Linked DNA regions of Mus musculus: region 2 is linked to region 1. The links are chromatin contacts, found by Hi-C or POLR2A ChIA-PET in ENCODE. All regions are on one chromosome and are shown on one strand. Each heading gives the region's core, a stretch centred on a gene start or an enhancer-like site at or near the end of the contact. The rest is flanking DNA. Distances are from core to core; before and after follow the strand shown. Region 1 holds the start of Rabl3 (RAB, member RAS oncogene family-like 3). Region 2 overlaps Gsk3b (glycogen synthase kinase 3 beta).

Region 1 (6,649 bases), core at 2,249-4,748:
TACTTCTATATAAAGTAGAATAACTTATATAACAAATAGGATGTTTATCCTCAAAAAACAAACTATAATCTAAAAGAAACTACAAAATGACTGTGAAAAACACATTAATTAAAAATGAAATCCACAATGAAAAATAAGATTTTGAAAAACTTGAATACTGATAAAAAAGTTGTTACTGAATTTAATGTATATTATTTGAAAAACAGAGTCTATATATTAACATATTAAGCACAGTTGAGAGATGTTTAGTCAACTGGAAGGCAGGTATAAATGCATATTGCAGAAGGCAGTGAGAAAAATGAAGAAAAAAAAGGATATATGAGGATGGAGTTCAAAGTTAAAAACAACAAATCCACTAGAAAATCAATAGGAATGGGTGGAGGGAATGAAGACAGACAGACAGACAGACAGAGGAGAGGGCATCCTGAGCAGGACTTCTGAGTAGAAGACTGAGGTAGACCAAGACATAGGTTAGGTTAGCATTACGGCAAAACAGTACACACACACACACACACACACACACACACACACACACACACACAATCTCTTAAAAGCAGCTGGAGAAAAGAAATTCCCTTAAGAGGGAATAATAACTAATTGAATAGAAAAATTTTAATCAGTATATCAGAGCCTACACCACACAGCATCAAAGGACAGAGGAAAACAGCTGGTAATATCACTATCACTTCTTAATTTGTCCCCATTTCCTTTGTTTACTGTGTGTGTGTTTGTGGGAGTGCACGTGCCAGGGCATACATATGAAAGCCAGAGGACAGCTTGCTGGAGTTGGTTCTTGTTTCCACCATGTGAATCGGTAGGAACTGAACTTGGGTCCTTAGCCTCAACAGCAAGGGTGTTGACCTGGTGAGTTGTTCTAACAAGGCCCTGTACTTGTTCTTAATTCAGTGGTAAGAAAACGTGCCAACAGATGACAGACTTGCCCAGAATTAAACATTATGACTTAATTTAGTGGAAACTCTATCGAGTACCTAACTGTGACACAGAACAGACAGTCTACTCAAGGCTCTGGAAGTTTTTTCCTTTACATGGTATGACTAGGCCCAAATTTGCAGTCTTAGAGTTACAGCTTTAGGCAGAACTATTTATGGAAGATACTAACTTTATTATTTATGGAGGATATTAACATTATCACTCCAAATCTAGTGTTTAAAATAAAAGCCTGTGCAAACAGACAACTGGGCTCACGTGTTACTTTCGCTTCTCACGAGTTGAATGAATTTGGTTGTTATTTACTCCTCTATGACTGAGTTTCTGTGTTTGTATTTCACAGTTTAAGAAAGATGAAACAAGGAATGACAGTACTGACACACAGTGGGAGCTAAATCAATCCCAGTTATTAGTGTTAATTTTAATTAAGTCCTATAAATTAATCACGGGATCTGAAGGACTTATGCTTAGTATGACTAAGGAAAAACTAAACAAGAACACGCACTCTGATATCCACCGAGCAGCCCACAGTCCATGACGGATTTCCTAACACTTGATTGTGGCACAGAAGATGGACGAGTGAAGATTTCCCAACACCTGTAAAGATACAAGGTCTCTTTAGTCAGCTGAACATGGAACCCTAAATGGGACATTTATACCACCTCTTCCAAGCCAGGGAACATCTAACAAATTGTTTGAATACCTCCCGTGACAGGATCCATGATGCCATGCTACCATACTCAAAGGACTTTGGTGCCTACATGTAGGTCTGAAAAAAGCAGCTAACCACATGGTCCCAGACTTATCCTCTGAATGACGATGATGGTAATTCCACTTGCTTTCCTTCATCATGCCTATTAATTTTGAAGCAATGCTTCACCCCCTTTTAGATCTATTGGGCTCAGGCAATCTTTTCATTAACACTAAAGGGCACCTCTTCAAGAGCTAGGTGGAGAGGAAAGAGATGAGTCTTCTATTTTCATGGCTATGAGTCTTTTATTTGCGGGTGTGGAGTCACTCATTCATTTACCTGGCTGTTGTTAATTGTATCAAACACTTGGGAAATCTCTTTGTTGTGCAATGTTATATATAGACCTATCATTAATATTTACTTTTTATTATAAAAACTCTATTACCAAAAACTGAGAAAGTATAAAAAAAAAAAAACCAAACAACAACATCACCTTAGAGCACTATTGCCAGCCATATGACTTTCTCTATTATACCATGTTGTTATTGTGATCATATACAAAGTGTACTTAAAAACAAACAAAAGAACCGCATGGGGCTCAGTGCTTGCCCTACAAGCATGAGAACCCGAGTTGTGTTCACAGAACTGACACACAGCAGCCAGGCAAAGAGGCACACGTCTCTAATGTCAGTGCTGGGGAGGCAGAGAGAGGCAATCCCTGATGTTTGTTGGCCTGACAGCCTTAGCCTAGGGGCTCCAGGCCAAGGGGAGAGCTTGTCTTAAAGAAGGTCGGCGGCTGTAGTGGCTATTCTTGGTTGTCAGCTGGACTATATCTGGAATGAACTACAATCCAGAATTGGAGGGCTCACTGTGATCCTGATCTCGTGGCTGGGAGATTCAAGTTTCTGACCTGGATCTTGAGGCATAGTGGCTATGAATCCCAGGAGACTAAGACAAGGAGATCTCTGAGTTCAAGGTCATCTGGGACAAAGCAAGTCCCAGCACCAGGCAGGGAGGCCTACACCTTTAATCTGGGCTACACCTTCTGCTGGAGACCTACTTAAGGACATTGGAAGGAGGAAGATTCTTCTTCGTTTGCTTGCCTTGTGGGACTGAGCAACTGCTAGATCCTTGGACTTCCATTCACAGCTGCTGCTGACCATTGTTGGGGAGTTGGGCTACAGACCGTAGGTCATCAACAAATTCCCTTACTATAAGAAACTACCCATAAGTTCTGTGACTCTAGAGGACCCTGACTAATACAGTGGCAGAGGCAGGTGTATCTCTTCATTTTAGGCCTGCCTTGTTTATATAGTGAGTTTTAGACTAGCCTGATATACATAGCTAGTTCTACGTTAGTCAGGACTACTTAGTGAGACCATGTCTTACCCCACACCCACTCCCCAGCAACAAAGCTTGCAGTGGAAGAACTGGAATGTTTTTTGTGGCTCCTGGTAGGAGCTCTCCCCTCTCTGGAACCAAAACTTCTAGGCCAGCAGAACCTAGGGTTGTGGGGACAGGAAGCAAAAATTTTCCTAGAGGGTCACTAGGAGTGATAGTGAGTGGAACTAGTCCCTTTTCCACCCATAGACTCCGCGCCCCCCACCTCCCGCCACGCCACCACGTCGACAAAAGGAGCAAAGTCCTCTGGGAAGTGTAGTTTTAAGGTCTTGAAAGGAATTTCAGCTGTCGACCTAAGCGCTAGGCAGCTGGGGGGGTAAACAGCGAAGAGAGAGCGGTGTCGGGAAGCTCGGGCGTGTTGGTAGTCCCAGACGTGGGTTAAGCGGCTCACCTGAGTCTCCCAACACCAGAACCTTCACCCGATCCAGGGACGCCATCTTGCCACGATTTCCTTGAGGTTGACGCCCGTTCCTGGATTCTCACCAATCAGCGCAGGGCTTGTGGGCAGGGCAAATCATCTCATTGGTCGGTCAGAGCGTGACTGATCGAAAGCTTCGGGGTGCGGATTAGCGGGCGGTTTCCAAACCGGTCGCAGGAATTAGGCGTTCGTCCTTGTCTCGCAAGTGGCGTGGGCTGGCTGAAGCCGGTAGTTGAGGTGCTGAGGGCGGCTGTAGTGGGAGTGTTCGAGCATCCACTTGGGTAAACCTCATTCTCCCGTCCTTGTTCCCGGTTTCTGACCTGGCGTGGCATTTCATGGTTTCTTCTATCCGTCCCCTTCCTTGTCTAGTCCCCTCTCCTCGGCCACCTCTTGCTTTGGTCCTCTTCTTAGTCTTCTAAAGAACCATTGCCCCGGAGCGGCCCATGTGCGACCTCGGGTAGGACGGGCTTGGCGGCGTCGAGTGTGGCCCGGGAAGCCCCTGGGCGCGTCTGAGGGACTGTGGGGTCTCGGGGTCTGGACATGTCTGAACACAGCTGGTGGAGGGCACCTCGGTCCGGAGCTGTCTCCGTCGTAGGACGAAGGAATGGAGAGTTCGTAAAATACAGTAACAGAAAACTGTAGAGGCTCTGTAGGATCCACGTTCTTCTAGAACTTGGGAAGTAGTATTTAAAAATAGTCTAACTAAAAGGGCTTCCTGCACCCACTTTGTGTTTTTTTTTTAAATCCCTTTTCATCCAGCATAGTTTTTTCAAAAATCACAAGTTTAATGTAGTAGCTCCTTGCTTAAAGCAATTACAAGTTAAATTTAAAAAGAAAAAAAAAAGATGGCTTATAGCGCTCATTATTGGGATGCAGGTGTGAAACAAGTGATTTGTGTGGAAGCTGGCAGGATGGATATGCTACAAGAACACGTGCCCAGAGGATGTATTGAAAGTTCAGGTATCTCAGTAGAATATGCTAGGCGCTAGCATTAATGAACAAGAGGCCTTCGAAGTAGAAACTGTACAAATTCTGAGGAAATGCGAGGGAGAGTGTTGGATGCCACTGTTGGGGATTTGAGAAGGCCAGGAAACATTACCCAAAGCCTAACTACAGTAGGAGAAAGGTTTGGGCTTAGCTTTGAGGACTGAGGGTGGATATGAGGATGACTTTGCTAAAAAAGCAGAGTGGTTTGAACTTTTGATTCTCCCAGTTCCACACCAGGGGCACAGTGGTCCTTAAAAGTTTTTACAACTAGAATCTAGGTCTGGACTGGGTAAGGTGACGTTGGGAGATGAGATGCCTGATTACTGTGAAGAGAAGAAGATAAATGAAGACCACTAGCTACCACACCAAGAAGCCTCCACAGACAGAGAAGTTACTTAAGTGTCACCTGCCATAGAGACTAGCTAATATAGGAACATGGTCTGACTTTGGCCATTTACTTCCAATCTGCAAGAGGAGTAGGCAGTTGGGATTTATAGGCACCCAAGATTTTTAAATGTCGACAACCAATTCATAAAGTTGTTGAAAACGTTCTGTATGGGCTGTCAGTTTTAGAACTTGATTTAAGGAGCTTTAAGAAGCCCAGAGATTGAATACTCTTGATTTATCTTAATTGGGGATGTGGGGAAGGAGCAAAGCCCTGTGTGAGAAAGGCTCTTTAATTATTTTATATGTGAAGAAATGAAGGCTGTGGATTTTCTGGGGCTAACACTAAGAAGCTGACCTGGGATTTCCAAGCTTCAAACTATTGGCTGGAAGAGTATTGATAACGTCCCTTTGTACTGATTTTCAGGACACCCAGAGGAGTATCAGACAGAGGAAACAGGCTGAACAGCAAGTACTAGTCCTCTCCATGCAGGATGTTCATTTGAAGGATACAAAATGGTCATGGCCATGGGACAGATTAGAGCAATGATCAGGGACTTGTTGCACATTAGAGTAATCTAAAGGCATTTTAAAAGTAGCTGCGTTCCTAATCTGGCCCTTCTATAGTAACTGAAACAGAACTCTTGGAAATGGGGCCCAGTGTTAGTAGACTTAAAAATGTTGCCTAGGTGATTGCTTTACAGTCAGGGTTGAGAACCAATGGTCTGGAGCATACAGTGTCTGAGGTGGGACAGAGGAGAGCAAAGCAATGGAAAGGAAGTCAGAAAACAATAGGCTGTGCTGGCGTCCATCTGTCCTTAGGCATTTTGCGTGTTTCTGAGGCCATTATGTCCTATTCTGTCAGCTGCTGAGCATGCAGAAAGCAAAATGTGGTTCTTAGTACACTGTGTAGGTGAAATTGGAAAAGCGACCAAAATGTATCTGGTACTGTGCTTGGGATTCTGAGGTGGCAGTGAACCCAGACCTATTTAAATATCTAGGGTGACAAAGGCTTTGGGGTTGCCAGGTTTAGACTAGTAAGTCCAGGTGTTGCCTTGTTTTCTCTGTGTATGTTCAGTACTACAGTGCTGTATCTACAGTGCTCTGCCTGGTGTTGTTTAAAGTATATGTTGTAACTAACTTTCTTTCTATTTTTCCTTTATTATAGATATGACCTTATAACATACTTGTGTACACTGATTATTTAGGATATATTGCAGATATTACAACATTTCTTACAGAATGAAGCATTACATCTGATAGGGTTGGCTACTTCAGAGTTCAAATTAAAAGTTCAGTTGAAACTGATATTAATGACAATATAACTTCTTAGAAATAGTTCAGGGGGATGTCTATTAAAAGTTTCCTATATCTTACAGAAATCTGAAGTATAGTCAGCGTGAATAGGCTGGCTAGTTTCAGTATGGATCATACTGAAGTTACATGAAAGCTAGCCTAGCTAATAAGTCCTTTTAGGCCCCCACTGAACATTTTCACTAATCACAAGCACCACGTTTCCTTTGGAGTAAAGCGTAGCTTGAACTTAAGGACTTTTCAGGCTCCTACAGCACACAAACAGCTCGTCTGACTGGGGTCCAGGTGCTGTGCCGCGTGAGAGACTTGAGAGGACAACTCAGGCCTGTGGCCTGGACCTTATATGCAGTCAGCTTCTGCTCTGCTCTTCAAGGGACCCACTATTTAAGGGTGTCTTACTTCATCTCCCTCCATTTTTTAAAATATAAAAGGTGCTTACTTAATGATCAGATAGGACTTAAAAGTTGGTAATGCACTTTGAGCTTAGCATTAATTTCTTTCAATTA
Region 2 (7,104 bases), core at 3,332-5,831, 560 kb before region 1:
ATGTTTGTGCAGGAACAGAAACCCTGACTAAGACATTCTCTAAGATGCAATGGTGAAAGGGCACCAGGGCACCATTTGAAAACCTTTGCTGTTGTCTTTTTCCCTGTGCCAGACCTTAGGGCTGGAGATGCTCCTGCTCAGTTGAACAAATTAAATGCAATGGGTTAACTGGGCTCCAAAGAAGCAGGGGCCAGTGGCAGAACTGAATCACCAAAGGCAAAGTGATCATAGCTATTGCAATAAGTAAAATAGACAAAGCAATGTCAAATGGCCTGACCTGTAAACGTCAGCACAGGCAAAATGAGTTTTATGGTGGAATGACTCATTTGGACCTTTAGTACTGGCTAATCAATCGTGGTATTTCCAGGCATGAAACAGATAAGATGCCTACTGGATTCCTGTTTTATCTGTTTACTCAGAAAATTTCTCAAACAAATTAAAGAAAGGCTACATTGTTTCTCAGCTATGGGAGTCTTGGCCCATGAACACATTTTCAGACTTGAGCCAGTCTGCAGACCCAGAACTCCCTGAATGAAGACGAGATGGCCAGGTTCTCCTGAGGAAAGACCTTGATAAAATACTGTGGTAGTTTGGGAAAAAAAAAAAAATGGCCCCCTCGTGGCTCATGTATTTGAATGCTTAGTCATCACGTAGTGGCACTGTTTGAGAAGAATTAGGAGGTGTGGCCTCACTGGAGTAGGTTTGTCCTTCTCAGTGGAAGTGGGTCTGATAGTGGGGCTTAAGGTTTTAAAAACCCAAGCCAGGCCAGGCCCATTCTCTCTCTTCTTCTTCCTGTCTGTGGATCCAGATGTAGAACTCTTAGCTACTTTCTTCTCTACCTTTGAGTCTACCTGCATGCTCTCATACTCCAGATGTTACAGATGTGGTAACACAGCACGTCTGCAATTTCAGCCTGTCAGACACTGGGGAAACAAAGGCATGAAGGTCCCAAGTTCCAGCACACCCTGGACTTCAGAGTGTGACCCTGTCACAAAAAGCCAGGACAGACATAGTGGTGCATCCATGATAACAGACTAAAGTGAAACTATAAGCTAGTTCCAATTAAGTGCTCTCTGTTCTATGAGCTGTTGTGGTCATGATGTCTCTTCATAGCAAAAGAACACTGATTAAAATAAATATCTTAAAGTTTTACTGTTAGCCTTTCTCTACTCCTTCCCCAAAGAGACATATACCTCTTTACAAGAGTAACTGTTGGGGGCTTGGGGGAGGGGGGGACTAATCAGACTTTCCAGGATCTACTAGGTACTGGTTCTGAATTGGGACTGATTCCAGGAGACCCCAAGAAACACGGCAGACCTTCAGTTAAAGCAGGGGCTTATGGATGTCAGGTGATTAATATTTTTGGCTTATTAGGTCCACTCCATCTCTGAACTCATCCTATAGTTATTTCCCTAGTTCCAGAATGTATAATTGGTATACATACAATTAGAAGTTGGCAGAATTCTCAGTCATCAACAGATCATAAAATCTTAATAAGAAATGTCCAAAAACCTGTGTCTCATGCAGAGGAGGTGAAGACATTTGCCAAAAAAACCATGTCCCTTTCCTATTTCTCTTTGGAACAAATACAGAAAAATCCCTGACAGTTGGGTATAGTGGCAGATACCCAACCCCTACTCTGGAAGCTGACACAGAAGAATAGCAAATTTAAGGCTAGCCTGTGCTACATAGTGCCTCAAAAATAAATAAATGAATTAAATAAATAAATACATATCAACTAAGAATATTTCCAGATATATTTACAAATCATAACTTTGAGCACTATTGGCTGATGTCACAAGATAATATTAGATAATAACTCTGCAGTGATACACAAACACATGACCCAAGTAATAGGAGGATGAAGTCAGCTGCTCAAAAGGTCCTGGAGACCCACCAGCTCAGGTACCAGCAGTCAAACTAGGGCTCTATAAAAAATGATGCTGTGGGAGAAGAAAAGGAGTTACAGCAAGTAGATCCACAAGAGCCTGAGAAACTGATACATCTGTGGAGGAAGGCCAAGCCTGTATCACTACAGACGGTACAAGAAAAAGAAATGGTAACAATAAAGATATTTAAGAACAAAATATCGGACAGAAACTTGGCCGTGAATTTAGAAAAGGCTTCATAGTTCTTTAAAATGATCAACAAGTTACCATATGATCCAGCAGCTCCATTTCCAGGTACATATGCAGAAGACTTAAAATACATCCACATCAAAACTTGAGCATGAATGTCCAAAGCAGTTATCAGTCATGTTGCCAAAAACCAGAAAACCTAAATGCTAATGGACTGATGCACATGACACTTCCATTTAATGAAATTATTACCCAGCAACATAAAGGAAGGAGGCCTTTTTATCGTACATGCTTTAGCGTGGAAGACTGTAAGATGTGTCAAGGAAAAGAAGCTAGTCATAAAGGAAAGGCAGTGACAGATGTGGTAACACAGCACGTCTGCAATTTCAGCCTGTCAGACACTGGGGAAGCAAAGGCATGAAGATCCCAGGTTCCAGCACACCCTGGATTTCAGAGTGTGACCCTGTCACAAAAAGCCAGGACAGACATAGTGATGCATGCCTGTAATCCCACTCAAGAGGACAGAGACGGGCAGACGTCGAGTTTGAGGTCAACCTAGTCTACACAACAGGTTCCAAGACAGCAAGGAATAGACAGTGAGACCCTGGTTCAAAAACCAAAACAAAGTAAGAGAGGGGGAGAAAAGAGCATACTATAGATCCATGTATATAAAATCTAGACTAGAGATCCACAGAGTAATGCTTACCTATAGCTAGCAATAGATGATAAAAAGAGACTAGGAATGGACCCAAGGATTCTTTGTGTGTGGAGGAGGGTGTTGAGAAAAATACCCTAAAATTAAGTCATGGTGATGGCCACACAACTCTATGAAAATACTAATAACAACTAAATAAATGTTCAGTGGATAAACATTATGATATATGAATTATATTCCAACACAGCTCTTCTCAAAAGGAAGTGTGCGCATTTTCACAACTTGTTTCGGCTCTGACTACTTACTGTTCAATGTCTAGACAGTGGGAATGATTTAATAGTTTGACTAAAAATAATAGTTTAATTATATTATAGCAAAAGGTAGATGGACACGACAGTGATCTCTACTATGAGAAGGCAGAAACAATATCCAATGTCAATTTCATTCTGCTTTATATTTGCCTTGAATTTACTCCTCCTCGTCCTGGAGAATGAACCACGGTCTCACACACGCTAGACAAACACCCCACAGCTGAGTGTTATCCCCAGCGCTCTTTATGTACTCTGACAGAATGTCAGCCGCCCAAGCAGCCCTTGGACTTGCTATCCTGCCTCAGTCTCTGAGCAGCTGGGATCACAGGGCTTGCTCTCATGTTATTTTTAAAGATCAACTAAAATTATACTAATCAATAAGGGACAAAGACTACTAGCGAGAACAGCAGTCCCGGTTAAGGCTGCACCTGACAAGTCTTGGAAGGCAGATGACCAAATAAATGTATTTGTCTCAACTCTGTCTCTTCAAAATGCCCAGAAGGAAACGGGGACGCTCAAAGACATTACCTGATTTTATAGAAGAGGGGAAGCAGAGAATGTCACATGCAAAGAGAGACTTGGCCTTTGTGAAGATCAGACAAATTCCTCAGACATTCAAACCAAAGATACCCACAATTAGGATACCCACCTTTTCAATTCTCCTGGCACAGACCAGGATTTCATACAATTACTCTCTCTACACAGCTAGTCATAACATTTTAAAAGACAGAACAAAAAAAAAAAAAAAAAAGATAAAATCACTTAAATGAGGGCCAGCAAAATGGATCTGCAGGTAAAAGTTGAAAAAACAGACTAGAAAGTGTTAAATAATAACTCTTAAAAAAGGCCTTGAGCCGGGCGGTGGTGGCGCACACCTTTAATCCCCACCTCGGGAGGCAGAGGCAGGTAGATGTCTGAGTTCAAGGCCAGCCTGGTCTACAGAGTGAGTTCCAGGACAGCAAGGACTACACAGAGAAACCCTGTCTCAAAAAAAAAAAAAACAAACCAAAAAAAAAGCTTTGAGATTCCTACAAACCAGGACACAAAGCTACGGATCTGTCAGCCTGATGCCAGGTCTAACAGCAACATATCCAATTTGTCAGTTTATTAATTGCCCACAGTTTTTAATCTGATTTTTTGGCTTAGTTTGTCAATCACTAACCAATTCTAGAAGGGTCAGATTCCAAAGAATCTGATATTATATTTATATTATAAATACAGAGCAAAAGCAGATTTATTTGCAGACTGCCAATACTCTCCCAAAGAAATCAGTGCTGACAACATTAAATAATTACAAAAGAAAGCCACATATTATTTTCCCTTTTGTTCTGGCGTAAATCCTATTTTTTTCAAGAAACTATAAGTATATATGTATTTACTAATAGGCATACCTGAAACTAATTTCAAAACCACGATGGTGAAAAGTCACAGAGTCATTGCTAAGTTATCCTCTGAAGGGCTTGGGCATCCTTTAAGAGTTGGACACAGTAGCCGGCTTGAATTCCCAGCCCCTCATCCTGGGCTTGAACTGAGGCCATCACTGAGGCCGTCACCTGCCGAACCATGCCAACTGCCCTGCTCTGTAAACGTAACTGTAAGGTCATTTCAAGAAAATGTTCCTCCGTCAACTGTCACTTGCTCTGCTATGCACAGGAGCTTTTACCCACATCATATTCAAAAGTTTCAAAGGCAAGTTTTGTGATAATCAAAAAATATTTATATAACCAAAGTTAGATACCAAGATTGCAACGTCCACACCGAGATTCTTGTACCATGAAACTCCTTTTCTTCTTCAAATTACATATGGTTTTTACCACCAGTAGAGCATCCCTGAAAGATCAGGCAGAAGATGATGCTAACTGTTCCAACAACTTCATTTCTGAGTGACTATGTTCTCTGTGCAGCAGTGCCTGGGTAATCAGGTTGGTCCTGTCCTGGGAGGCCTTAATGCTGCCCCGCCCATGCACTCTGCTCCCCACTCACACTGAGGACACTGTCTCCTCACATCCTGCCTGTCCTCATCCCTGCCCCTCAAGCCCCTAAGCCTTCTTTTAAAATCCTAAAAATCAAAGATAGCTTCAGTTGCTGCTAAAAGCCCTAGCCCCAAACCTGATGACCTGCGTTCAAGCCTTAGCACCATATACTGGAAGGGGAGAGCTAATTCCTCCGACCTCCACATATACTGGAAGGGGAGAGCTAATTCCTCCGACCTCCACACGCACAGACACAGACACCAAATTAACAAGTGTAAACATTTTAATGGAAAGTATAAGATAAAAACAGAAACAGAAAAGAAGGAACTGTGGCACTCGGGGTCAGCATATTCCTTAGCCTTCTCTATGCACAAAGCTCACACAAAGTTTTCTGGGCCTGGAGCCATGGCTCTGTGGTGAAGAGCACTGACTGCTCTTCCAGAGGTCCACAGTTCAAATCCAGCACCTACTTGGTGGCTCACAACCCTCTGTAATGGGATCCAATTCCCTTGTCTGGTGTGTCTGAAAACAGAACACTCATATATACTGAATAAATATTTTAAAAAATAGTTTCCCCGTAACATAGTATACTGCTAGTATTTAATAACTTGGGCTTTCCCAGATTTGTCAGCCCCAAACAAAACCTCATGCCTGCAATTCAAGTCCAGTATAAGAGACTGATGAAACCGGATGCAAGTCTCATCTGAAGGGGTGGAAATATGAGCAGACACCTCATTTTCTAAATGCAGTTCCCAGACAGCCATAGTAAACTGCTCAATCTCTAGGTCCCTTTAAAGTTTTGAAATAGTGCTTATCACTTGACAATTAGCATCCTCAAGGTGTATGCAACAACAGTCTGTGCAAAGCTTGCTTAAATATCTTAAGCCTTTAACAACTGTGAGTCAGTTTAGCTGACAGGAGTGAAAAGCATGGCCCTGGTTTTCAATCTCACACACATGAACAACTTGTTTTTCTCTCCATTAAATAGGAAAATCAAGAAATTAGCTAGTGAGATGGGTGTGGTAGGGCACACTTTAGTCCTAGCCCTTGGGAGGCAGAGGAAGACAGATTTCTGTCTCTCCAAAGCTAGTTCCTGGACAGCTAGAGCTACACAGGGAAACCCTGTCTTTTTAAAAGAAAAAAAAAAAAAAAAAGGAAAGGAAAATAGAAATTAGCTAGTTCCTAATAAACTATTTCTTACATACCACAAGGAAATGAACCTTCCTTGGAAACTAGGGCACCTCCAAACTGCAAACTAGTCTTTGATTATAAGACAGTGTAATTTGATACCGCAGAATACTATGCAACTATAAATTGGTCTATTTCCGGTAATGATTTTTTTTGTTGTTGCTGTTTTGAGATAGGATCTCTCTATGCAGTCCTGGCTGGTCTGGAACTCACTTGCTATGTAGACCAGGCCTTGAACTCAGTGACCAGCCTGCCTCCTCAGTGCTGGGATTAAAGGCCTGTGCCATTCCACACAGCTGCTAATAAAAATGTTAATCAAAAAAAAAAAAATGTATATGATGAAACAACTCAAGTATAGTATTTTCCTCTTTCCATACCTTGTATACAAGCATTGTACCTGGGCAACTAGCCAAGTTGTCTTCCAAGAGTTCACCATACATAAGCCTTCTTTTTTTTTTTTTGAAACAGTTTCCCTGTATAGCCATGGCTGTCCTGGAACTCACCACAAACTTACAGAGATCCAAGTGTCTCTGCCTCCAGAGTCCTGATCAAAGCCATGTGCCACCACTGCCCAGCCTCACCAAATGCATTTGACAAAATGTTAGCCAAAATTAGCATATACTTTCTCAATTTTGAGTAAAAGGTGTTATTCTACAGTAGAATCTGTGTGTATGCTGATATTCATTTAATCGTCATAAATCTGGATGTGAAAAAAAAAACTGATTTCATCACAGCAAGGAAAAAGTATTTGAGGGGCTGGAGAGATGGCTCAGAGGTTAAGAGCACTGGTTGCTCTTCCAGAGGACAGAGTTCAATTCCCAGCACCCACATGACAGTTCACAGCTGTCTGTAACTCCAGTTTCCAGCACCTTCACACAGACATACACATAGGTAACACA

What was found. A loop is a pair of places that touch in the nucleus more often than their neighbours do. ChIA-PET counts read pairs that join two places held with the same protein, here RNA polymerase II (POLR2A).
Region 2: a map of T-helper 1 cell shows a loop between it and region 1 (6-fold over the local background). The contact joins the enhancer-like site here to the promoter of Rabl3 in region 1. A Hi-C loop is called at or near these places in 1 of 37 maps with a recorded cell type or tissue (T-helper 1 cell). POLR2A ChIA-PET finds 5 or more read pairs at or near these places in 3 of 5 experiments (Patski and embryonic stem cell).

Annotation. Positions count from the first base shown.
Region 1 is chr16:37,536,743-37,543,391 of GRCm38, reverse strand. It overlaps Rabl3 (RAB, member RAS oncogene family-like 3), which reads right to left and starts at 3,498. Exons shown (of 8, transcript NM_001042499.1): 1 at 3,432-3,498; 2 at 1,454-1,545. The coding sequence starts at 3,477. Gtf2e1 (general transcription factor II E, polypeptide 1 (alpha subunit)) reads left to right here and starts at 3,603. Exons shown (of 5, transcript NM_028812.4): 1 at 3,603-3,739.
Region 2 is chr16:38,093,985-38,101,088 of GRCm38, reverse strand. The region is part of intron 1 of Gsk3b (glycogen synthase kinase 3 beta); the gene reads right to left. Among named protein-coding and RNA genes, the nearest start is that of BC031361, 8.3 kb to the right of the region's middle. Within about 2 kb of position 4,581, at least 1 of the 3 ENCODE cell types and tissues checked has a DNase peak (open chromatin) inside an H3K27ac peak, as active enhancers do.